Linked DNA regions of Homo sapiens: regions 1 and 2 are each linked to region 3. A link is a contact called in ENCODE Hi-C or POLR2A ChIA-PET data. All regions are on one chromosome and are shown on one strand. Each heading gives the region's core, a stretch centred on a gene start or an enhancer-like site at or near the end of the contact. The rest is flanking DNA. Distances are from core to core; before and after follow the strand shown.

What was found. A loop is a pair of places that touch in the nucleus more often than their neighbours do. ChIA-PET counts read pairs that join two places held with the same protein, here RNA polymerase II (POLR2A). Pooled maps may share reads with other maps.
Region 1: a map of naive thymus-derived CD4-positive, alpha-beta T cell shows a loop between it and region 3 (13-fold over the local background). The contact joins the promoter of UBR1 here to the promoter of EIF3J-DT in region 3. A Hi-C loop is called at or near these places in 1 of 168 maps with a recorded cell type or tissue (naive thymus-derived CD4-positive, alpha-beta T cell) and 4 of 50 pooled maps. POLR2A ChIA-PET finds 5 or more read pairs at or near these places in 1 of 52 experiments (PC-3).
Region 2: a loop to region 3 is called in a map of CD8-positive, alpha-beta T cell, with 14 times the contacts of the local background. The contact joins the promoter of TP53BP1 here to the promoter of EIF3J-DT in region 3. A Hi-C loop is called at or near these places in 2 of 168 maps with a recorded cell type or tissue (CD8-positive, alpha-beta T cell and naive thymus-derived CD4-positive, alpha-beta T cell) and 5 of 50 pooled maps. POLR2A ChIA-PET finds 5 or more read pairs at or near these places in 1 of 52 experiments (activated T-cell).

The regions. Positions count from the first base shown.
Region 1 is chr15:43,104,006-43,107,815 of GRCh38, reverse strand. It overlaps UBR1 (ubiquitin protein ligase E3 component n-recognin 1), which reads left to right and starts at 1,778. Exons shown (of 47, transcript NM_174916.3): 1 at 1,778-1,874. The coding sequence starts at 1,794. RefSeq lists an enhancer at 1,680-1,959.
Region 2 is chr15:43,491,520-43,494,947 of GRCh38, reverse strand. It overlaps TP53BP1 (tumor protein p53 binding protein 1), which reads left to right and starts at 1,792. Exons shown (of 28, transcript NM_001141980.3): 1 at 1,792-1,911; 2 at 2,480-2,664; 3 at 2,853-2,946; 4 at 3,195-3,279. The coding sequence starts at 1,905. RefSeq lists enhancers at 1,351-2,057, 2,058-2,766.
Region 3 is chr15:44,534,823-44,538,443 of GRCh38, reverse strand. EIF3J-DT (EIF3J divergent transcript) reads left to right here and starts at 1,521. Exons shown (of 2, transcript NR_034170.1): 1 at 1,521-2,401; 2 at 2,970-3,621. EIF3J (eukaryotic translation initiation factor 3 subunit J) reads right to left here and starts at 1,297. Exons shown (of 8, transcript NM_003758.4): 1 at 1,207-1,297; 2 at 1,017-1,120. The coding sequence starts at 1,249. RefSeq lists silencers at 795-844, 865-1,174, 1,365-1,534 and enhancers at 1,705-2,154, 1,842-2,629.

The DNA.
Region 1 (3,810 bases), core at 529-3,028, 1.4 Mb after region 3:
TAATATACTAGTGCTTTGATTACATTAAGATGTTGATAAGTGGCTATTATTTCTTTTTATTTTCTGTTTTTTCTTTTTCTTTTTTTTTTTTTTTGAGACAGAGTTTTGCTCTTGTAGCCCAGGCTGGAGTGCCAGTGGCATGATCTTGGCTCACTGCAAACTCTACCTCCTGGGTTCAAGCAATTTTCCTGCCTCAGCCTCCTGAGTAGCTGGGATTACAGGCACCTGCCACCACACCCAGCTAATTTTTGTATCTTTAATAGACATGGGGTTTCACTGTGTTGTCCAGGCTGGTCTCGAACTCCTGACCTCAGGTGATCCACTCACCTTGGCCTCCCAAAGTGCTGGGATTACAGGCGTGAGCCACTGCCCCGACCTATTTCTGAACGTTCTAGTCTATTTCATTTATCTAGGAATGAAAGAAGAAAAAGAGAAGAGCGTGGGGTAGCATAAGAGAACTACAGAAGTAAAAGCATAGAGACAGGAAGGGACAAGGTAACTTTTAGGGCAATTTTTATCAAAATGTGGGACAATACCTATTGTGGGTTATAGTATCACTTTAATAACTACAACCAGTATTTTGGCTTAAATGCATAAACATATTGCAATTGAATAGAAAATATGACATATTGGAAGTATTGTTTCAGAAAATTTAAGTTTCAGTATATATATACATATTCTATATATACCCATTTAATTTTGTATAGGTGTACCGTGATAAGATGTAAAATGTATTTATTGTGGTTGTTGGGCAAAAAAGGCTGGAAAAACAGTATTTTAGCACCCAGGAAGTAGTTCATTTGAGCAGAAACATTGTTTAGGCAGGAAAGTTCTATAAATCAAGGTGGACCACAGCATTTGGAAAGCCTCCTCTACTTTTCACATTGTTTGGAGCTTTATTTTCTTCCCTTTGTTAAAAATATACTTTAAAATTATTTGTTTTGTAAAAAATTTAAAATACAAATGAAGGTAAAGTAGCTCTTGACCACCTTCTTCCTCCAATCCGAATCCTGGCCCTCAGAGTTACTACTTTGCCCTTTCCCCTTTCAGACTTACTCCTTCACATTTAAATGCCTATGTGTGCAAATATATAGTTTGCAGCAACTTGGCTTTTTTTTCTCTCAATTTATCTTGATCTTTTCACGCAGATTTATCTTGCTCAAGAGCTGCACAGTATTTCAAAATGCGAATGTACCATAGTATATCTTGTCTTTCCTCTATCGATGAATGACTAGGTTTCCAATTTTTTGTTATTTCCCCCCGTGTCCCCCAATAAAGCTGGATCCCGAGCTTTTTTTGTACACATGTGCAAGTGCCCACGGGGTAGAATCCTAAAAATAGAAGATGTGTGAGTACTTTCTTTTTCATTTTGTAGGCTCTGGGGAACTACTGCAGGGAGGTTGGGATACAAAACATCCCCAGGCCAACAACCGGCCAGCTAGGACAGGTTCTTGCTTTAGCCCCCGACAAGTTTTCTTCCTTTCATAATGGACGCTGACTTTGTTTTTTTTACCTCGTAGATGCAACAGTTCCCAGCACCAAACCCAGATATACAACCATTCAGCTACCAAGAGCTACGCCTGATAAATTAGAGGGGAAAAAAAAAATCTCCAGTCCCTTCACGTCGTGACGCTTGCTTCCGGGAAGCGGGCCGGAAGCCACTCCTCGAGTCTGCGTCAAACCCGACTTCAGGGGCCGTCGTAAAAGTGTCGTCCCTGTCTCTCCGACCGGCCACAGGTTTCCGCTTGCCTCTGGCCGGGGGTCGGCAACTGCAGGCGTCAGTTTCCCTCAAGATGGCGGACGAGGAGGCTGGAGGTACTGAGAGGATGGAAATCAGCGCGGAGTTACCCCAGACCCCTCAGCGTCTGGCATCTGTAAGTCCCTATAGGCAAGTCTCTTTTGTCCTCCCCCCGGTCCCTCCCTACTGCGCTTAGGAGGATGTGGGGCTTCACCCCTTATGGCGGCTCTGGGGAGGGGGAGTTATCTGGATTGATCTGGAAGGAAGCCACCGAATAAAAAGTTAGTCGCAACCCACATTTCTGCCAGCCAAGTCTACGGAATATAATGACTTTGTTATGTATTATTCTTGATGATCTCAAGTGTGCATGTCTCTATTCTGAAGTAGAAAGAACCAGTGATGTTATTAGACGGTTTGATGTGGGGGCCGAGGCGGGGTTGGAGCAAGAGCCATTTTCGTATAGAAGCAGTACTAACCCTTTACTCTTGATGATGGGAACGCAGCACCTGGTATTTTATTGCATAGCCTGCTGGCCGGGACCTGATATTGGTAGGTAGTGCTGCTACTGTCAAGTCATGTCTAGATGTGAGGTGTAGTAATTGTCCTTGCGTATAGCATCTTGGGAACCCCAGGCCTAACCCTCAGTGGAGAAACCCATCATCTGTCGCTACTTTTTAAAGGTGAAGAAAGGACTCCCAAACATTTCAAGCCAGAGCAATACCATTAATTGATGTCGGAATCTATACTTTGCTCTTGCATTTTGAAAGAATGGGAAGGCACAGATAGTGAACAAATTTGAGTCACTAGCTACAGGGAGAAAGCTGCCGAGGAAGATAAGAGTAGGGGGCAATGTTAGGGAATGTTCTGGATGCCCAGGGCATCTAGTGTGGAGATATGTAGAAAATATTCAAATATCTGTCACCGCATGATGTTTTATTAGTTTGTCTTTCTAAATAGCAGCATTTAGAGATTTGGGATATACACATTTTTTCTGAAGTTTCTTTGGCTTGTAGTTTAATAAAAACATTATTTTATTTTATTTATTTTTTGAGGCAGAGTTTTGCTCTTGTTGCCCAGGCTGAAGTGCAGTGGTGTAATCTCGGCTCACTGCAACCTTCCGAGTTCAGGAATTGAACTGCAAATTCCCGAGTTCAGGAATTCTCCTGCCTCAGCCTCTTGAGTAGCTGGGATTACAGGTGCCTGCCACCATGCTTGCCTAATTTTTTTTATTTTTATTTTTATTAGAGACGGGGTTTCACCATGTTGGCCAGGCTGATCTCGAACTCCTGACCTCAGGTGATCCACCTGCCTCGGCATCCCAAAGTGCTGGGATTACAGATTAAAAGCATTCTTGAAGGTTTTTTGTTTTTTTTTTTAACCCTGCATACAATTGAACATTGTTTTATGCGAGAACAGAGGGAACTACAGAGGGAGCTACGGCATGAGTCAACTCCAGGGACTGAAGAGACTGTCTAGGAGGTAGGAACAAGGTAGGGAGGGAGTTGGAAAAAGGATTTGGCCACTGACTATGTCAGTGCTTGCCGTTTTCCTCCACCCCAAATAGCAGTTCAAATTCACTTCACTACTGTTCCTGAAGGAGGAAGCATCTTATTTGAGATGATAAGGAATGAGGAGGTAGGACAAATTTAAAAGCAACTGAAACATTTTAATGGTAGTTTGTGAGTTTTGCTTGTTAGAAGGAGTGGGGAAACTGCTGTGGTCAGAAGAATTGTTATAGTTTTGTATCTGAAGACTAATATTTATTTAAAGCTTTGATACATTAATTTTTTCCAGATAATACAATAAAACCCCATCATTCTGGACGTCACTAATTTGGAATTGGAGATAATGATACAGGAATTGAGCTAGAATTTATGTGGCAACTCTTTACCTCAGGAAATATTATTAGATTTTGTTGGGCAGGGCTTTGGGTTTTGCAAAGTAGTAGGTAGATTGTGTAATATAGCCTCAAGGAACTCACAGTCTGGTGACACAGGTAATATAAGGGCCCAAATAATTTTAATTCAAGGTAGAGTAATGTCAGTAAATGAAGTCCTGTGACTGTTAAGCTT
Region 2 (3,428 bases), core at 543-3,042, 1.0 Mb after region 3:
CAAAGTGCTGGGATTACAGGTGTAAGCCACTGCGCCCAGCCATTTTATGTTTCGACAAACACACTTGTCAAGTAATCAAACAGATCTGTTTATTTGTGCCTCACTTGGGGAGGAAGCAGAAGCAGGCTGGAGAAGAAAAGCAAAAAAATGGTAACTTTTGGGGGATTTTTATGGGACTCAAGGTCATGATTTACTCATAACAGGACCTGGTTGGTTGTGCCCTCTCAAATAGAGCAGATGAACTCACTTTGTCCAGCTAGTGTAGTTAGTATTGCTCTAACCTGGTCTTTAAGTATTAGATTTGTTTAGTCACTGGTGTTCTGCAGCTTTAGGAGTGGAGTATGAAAAGAGTCAATTATAAATGATTTTAAGATTAAGAAGTGAGATGCATCTCTGTGTGGTCCATTTCATTTTAGCTCCACTAATAAAACATACTGGCGACCATAATTATATTCCAGTTATAGCAGTAATAGATTCTAGATTTTTCAGGACAGTTTCAAGGAGTCAGTCCTTTTGTTCCCATAAGTAACGTGTATTCAGACAACATGCTTTGAATTTGGTTTGGAAAATAGGATCACTGTAATTTATAGCAGCAGTGAGAAGACTGGTAGGAAGCTCCACTTCAGCTTTGCCTATATCACGTGCTGAATTGGGCATTTACAGAAATGGAGAATCATGGTTGGGCTGTGCCGAAATAAATCTGAGCCTGGGGTAGAAAGAGAAAACTGCCTCATATTGAATGCCTACTATGTATATGTTTGGCACTGTGCTAGGTGCTTTCCCTATTGACAGCTGCTCTGGCTAGAATTCTATCCTGGATCCAACTGCCACTTAAATAATATACCCCCACCCCTCAACAACAACAACAACAAAACAAACACATATGCCACATGGGGCTTAGTTCATTAAGACTCGTCACAGCTGCCACACCCTCTTTAAGACCCTGGCACCATAATTAGGATAATAGAATCTCTGGGTTTGGAAGTATCTTTGAGGTCATCTAGTTAGAAGGGGTGGCAGCTGTTCTCTTTACCATGGAGTTTGAGAATGACAGTGCTCAATTCTCTCAATGGGAGGTGCAAAATATGTCTGGGGCTGTAGTCTCTGCAGGCAATCCCATAAAAGATAAGGCAACGATAAACAAGTGTGAAGCTTGAAATACGTCCTAGGCGGAAAAGGGCAATGGGAAGAAATATGGCTTACTGGAGCCCTTATACAATGTAAAAACAAACAAATACTAAAAACGCCCTGGCAGAGATGTAATGTCAGGCCCTTGGATTCAGGGTAGAGGCCCACAAAAGGGATCCTGATTGACACAGGTTAACCCTGTGTCAAAGAAGAAAGAGTCTCTTCTGTTGGGTTCACCAGCTCTGAAGTACCTAGCCATCCTCAAGCCGCTTCTTCTTTGCCCTGTTATGAGAAAGCTGGGAAACTCTCTCCTTTTCCAGGAAAGAGGGTGAGGGACGGGGATTAAGGGGCGTGAACGAGAAAAAGCAGGTAGAGGTACTGAAATGTCTGAGTAGTGGTAAATGCAATCGTCCTGGAAGCAGGGGAAGGTATTTCACGCCCTCTCAAGGTCCCTTCGGTTCAAGGATACCGTCATTCTCCGGCTCTACTAAAGGGGAGGGCCTGCAACGTCCATGCTGCCATGGAAACGCGCCGCCGTGTTCCTTTTTCTTACGTGGGGCAGGGCACTCTGCCGCAGCTACCTATCATCCACGGGATTTCTTGAGTGGCGGGCGGCGGCAGCGAATGGACGATCCGATATTGTGTGACGTGACGGGAAAGGGGGAGTTCGCGGCCGGTGGCGGCGGTGGCGACAGCGGCGACCTAGGGATCGATCTGGAGGGACTTGGGGAGCGTGCAGAGACCTCTAGCTCGAGCGCGAGGGACCTCCCGCCGGGATGCCTGGTACTGTTTGGAGAGAAATGGGAGTGCAGTGGGCTCTGAAGGCCTGGATTTCGGGTCTGAAGGGATGGCTGACCGGAGGGGGCGGGGTGGCAAGCATGGCGGCGGTGACGGGGAAGGGGTTGGAGGGCCCTAAGGAGGGGGTGGGGAAACGTTAGCTAAGAAGGCTTGGTGGTCGTGAGGAAAGCTGAAAGGCTGTGGGGCCTCTGGCGAACAGATTTTAGAAAACATTCTTTTGGGGGGAGGTAGAGGCGCCAGAAGGACGTGGCGGGGGGGATGGAAAAAGGGGCGGGGAGAGAAGAGGTTAGGAAGGAGGGGAAAGGGTGTCTACGAGAAGGTGATGAAAAATAGGGAGGGATAGTCAGGCTTATTGTAAATAACGAGGAATGGTGACTTGGTAGGCATGATAGGAAAGTGCTTGCAGCAATTATAAATATAATATTCTAATTGGAGGAGTCCTGAAGTGGTCCCGTTTCCCAGCTCTTGTACTTCCGCCCCATTATTTAGGTTTAGACTGCGTGAGCAAGGCTAGTAGGTTACACGGAACTGATCTTTTGTTATTCCATTCCAGGGGAGCAGATGGACCCTACTGGAAGTCAGTTGGATTCAGATTTCTCTCAGCAAGATACTCCTTGCCTGATAATTGAAGATTCTCAGCCTGAAAGCCAGGTTCTAGAGGATGATTCTGGTTCTCACTTCAGTATGCTATCTCGACACCTTCCTAATCTCCAGACGCACAAAGAAAATCCTGTGTTGGTGAGTGATACCTTGTTTGAAGAAGATTGAGCAGATTTTTTTTTTTAAACCGAAAACCAGCAAACATAAGTATTTAGAAGATCATTACCTTCTCAATAAAGTTGATTGGAAAAATTGTTCACAAATAGTAGGTTTCATTTTGAACTATTTCATATATAATGGGGATATTTTGTATGTGTATTTTCTAGGATGTTGTGTCCAATCCTGAACAAACAGCTGGAGAAGAACGAGGAGACGGTAATAGTGGGTTCAATGAACATTTGAAAGAAAACAAGGTTGCAGGTGAGGTGTTTAAAGCTATCTGTCCCCTTTGCATTTTTTGGGTGCTCTTGTTGGTGCTGGGTGGATTTAAACTTTATGTGGTTGTGTCGAATGTATGTAAGGAAGCCTACTGTGGTATCTGCGTAGTAGTCACTCAAAAGTTGATGTGCTAGTGTCACTGATTAGATTGGTATTGTCTGTATTCCTGATTTTGTATTAAGGTTTGTTGGTAAATGTCTTTCATGCTAATATCCAGTTATTTTTTTCAGACCCTGTGGATTCTTCTAACTTGGACACATGTGGTTCCATCAGTCAGGTCATTGAGCAGTTACCTCAGCCAAACAGGACAAGCAGGTATACAGTGTTTGAAGGGGTTTATTTAAATGTATTATCAGATTTGTTCTTTTATCTGTACCTGTTGCCTCATCCCAAGGATAAAAGGATTAATCTCTTTCTTGTGGATTAGGAAATGGGACTTGAGGGTTGTATTAGATAGTATTGTA
Region 3 (3,621 bases), core at 272-2,771:
CACTAAATTAGGCAAAACCACAAAAAAAAATCATTTTCCATTTCACACAAAACTTTATCTGCACAAATATAACAAGATTTTGAGAACTTTGTTAATAAGAGTCTTAACATTTTGGATTTGAGACTTCTGTAACTACTGTAAAAAAAAAAAAAAACCATGTAGAAGTAAATGTCACTTACAGCTGTATAATGAACCCTTCGGAGTTTTCAAAATCAAACGACTGAGGTAAAAATGATTATCTACAAGGCACAGACAAAACAACAACAACAACAAAAAACCACGGGCCCGTCATCTACAACCACCACCAAATCTTCAATATTTCCTTAGGTGTCGTATGTGTGTAGTTGAGTAACTGTCGTCTCTCCATTTCTCAGGTCACGGTGTGAACTACCTGGGTTTCTGTCCACTAACTGCGGGCTATCTCAGTGGTCAGTTCATTCTTTTTACCACAGGGTGGGGGAAGGGAGAGCCAAAAGTTATTTCCCTTTACTGTTTCTAGCTGTCTCGTGTGGGAAAAAAAGGTTGAAATTCAACTACAATATTTCACTCATCTAATCCCTCGAACAAACTGTATAAGTAGACCTCAGGGTCATAAATGAGTTACTGGCCCTGGGCTGACTTGAGCTCGAAAAGACAGGCGAGTCTCAAGGCTTTCCATATGGATAAGCTACAAGGCTCAATTCCCAACTTCCCGGTCTCATTCCTGCGAGAGGCTCCGGACCGCGAAGCTTGCACGTGGGCCGACCCGGCCGATGCTGTCACCTTTCGTCGCCAGCCGGCGGGTGGGATCCACGCCGGAGAGCAGACTCTCAACCGGCGAGGGAGTCCGGGAGGCCACGCTGCCAGTCTTCGGCCCACACATGGCCGGCAAGCGGAGGGGAAGAGAGCACCGCCAGGCCCTATGCTCGCGCCTGGACCCACGGCCCGCAGGCCCCGGCAGCGACCCGGGGCCCAGAGTCGGCCGGCAACAGCGCCAGCCCGCTTCCGCGCTGCCCGGCGCCCTAGCCCGCACCCACCTTGACGTCCTCGTCCTCGTCCTCGCCTTCCCAGCGGTCCCCGCCGGCAGTGCCGCCGCCCCCCACCTTCCGCACTGGGTCTTCCACGGAGAAAGCGTCGGCGTCTACGGAAGAAAGCGAGCCGTGTTAGTGCCTGCCACTGCGTGGGGCCGGCGCCGGCCCGGGCCCTGCCCCAGCAACTTCTCCTCACCCCAGGAGTCCGAGTCCCCCGCCGCCGCCGCCGCCGCCGCCATCTCGAGCCGGGTGTGAGCGTGTGTGAGAGGGAGAGCTAGCGAGGAGTTAGCACGGCGGAGGTGAGTCACTGGGTTTGCTCTCGTTGACCGGCGCGGAGCAGGATGGGACCGTGGCTGACTGTGCGCCGAGCCGAGGCCACGCCCCCTCAGGCGGCGGCGGCGACGCGCGCGGGTAAGAAGTGGGCGGGGAACGCGGTCGGTGGCGCTGCGGGGCTGAGGGAGAGGCGGAGGGGGGGGCGGAGGGGGGCGGAGGGAGGGGCGGAAAGAGCAGAGGGAGGGGCACAGGGGGCTGAGGAGTGCTGGGTCGGGCTTCCAGCTCCCTACAACGCAGACCAGTACTGGAGTTCGTGGTGCTGGAAGACCGCCGCCCGACTCTGGGCCCCGGGTAGGAAACGTAAGTGCCAGGAAGTTAGCAGAGTGGTTCTTTGGCTGGCGCCTGAACCTCGCCAGTCTTCGTCGCCCCTCCCCTGCCAACGCCTACCCCGCTTCGACCGGAGGGTGCGCTGTCCCTCTGGTCACTGTGATCACCGTCCATGGCCGCCTGCGGATACCCACGCCGTGCTCAGAAGAGGGCTCTGAGGCCACGCCCGCCTGTGGGGTCGGTGGCCGGGCTTCCGGGACCCCAGAGGGAGTCGTCGCGCGCTAGGTGGAGGGGACCCCTCTGGAATCCGGCGATCCCCGGGCGCAGATGCAGGAGCGGGTGGGGAGAGCCGCGTTCCTGGCATGTTTGCCTCGAGTTAGTCACGAAGGAATCGAAGAGAGCCTTAGTCTTCGAGGCTTTTCCCTTCCTGTGAGCCCCTTTGAGGCCAGCACATTGATTTTTTTTTCTTTCGCAGAACAATTTCGGACCTCCTGGGGTCTATGCTAGGTATGAGGTGTATCTTTGCCCTCCATCAAGTAGCAAAGATGGACATGTAAACAAATTTCGACACTGTGATGACTGCCACAAAAAGCAGCATTATGAGGTTGAATGTAAAAGGATAACCTTAGCGGCGGCGGGGGCCGGAGGATGAAGGAAGGCTTCCTGAGGTAGGCGCTGGTTGAAACTGAAGTTGGAGAGAGCAAGTGGCATTTGCTGAAGTGCATTTCCGGTAGAAAACTCCAGTGGTCCCTCACCTGACTGAGTGGCGCAGTCAGAGATAAATGGAACAGGTACACTGACCAGAAAGGGCAAGATGGGCTAAACTTCGCCGTTGGGCCACTGGGCTCCCCCGCAGGATTTTAAAGAGCTAGCCAGTAGATGGATTTTGTTTTTGTTATTTTCGCAATTTATTTTCAAATATGTAATACGCGAACTTGGTACAACATTCATGTGATAAAAAGGTAGATACGTGGGCAGGACGCGGTGGCTCACGCCTGTAATCCCAGCATTTTGGGAGGCCGAGATGGGCGGATCATTTGCTGTCAGGAGTTCGAGACCAGCCTGGCCAACATGGTAAAACCCCACCTCTACTAAAAATACAAAAATCACCTGGGCGTGGTGGCGGGCGCCTGTAATCCCCACTACTAGGGAGGCTGAGGCAGGAGAATCGCTTGAACCCGGGAGGCGGAGGTTGCAACAGTGAGCCGAGATCGCGCCACGGCTCTCCAGCCTGGGCGACAGTTAGACCCGTCTCAAAAAAAAAAAAAAAACAAAAAAGGTAGATACAACGATCAGCTGCTCCGCTCCGTTCTTTCTAGTGGTAACCATTGTTCCCCCTTTCTGGTGTTATCTTTTCAGAGTCTACAAATAAACATTTTATAAAGATGATCCTTCAATACATATTCTACAGCCCAGTTAAAATGTGAGAGGCCATGATCTACAGACAGCCATTTATAAAGGTGGATCAGGGCCGGACACGGTGGCTCAACGTCTGTAATCCCGGCACTGTGGGAGGCCAAAGCGGGAGGATCGCTTGAGCCCAGGAGTTCGAGACCAACCTGGCCAACATGGTGAGACCCCATCTTTACAAAAAAATATATATATCCAGGCATAGTGGTGTGCACCTGTGGTCCTGTGGTCCCAGCTACTCAGGAAGCTGAGGCAGTTGAGGCTGCAGTGAGCCACGTTCTGGCCACTACACTCCAGCCTGGGCATCAAAGTGACAAGACCAAAAAAAAAAAAAAATGTGGATTGGAAGGAGGCAAGAAAGAAGTCAGGAAAAGGGTGGAATGTAAGTCCCTAAGGACACAATCTTACTCACAATTGTATCTCCAACATTTGGCATAATGCCTAATACGTAAGTATTTTATGAATTAATTAAACGAGAACACAAGCCTAAATTAAGGCAATGGCAATGGAGAAGAAGAAACCAACTTGAGAAATATTTAAAGGTCATTGTCAATGGAACTTAGTGACTTTAATGGTTAATTTTATCTATCAACTTGGCTAG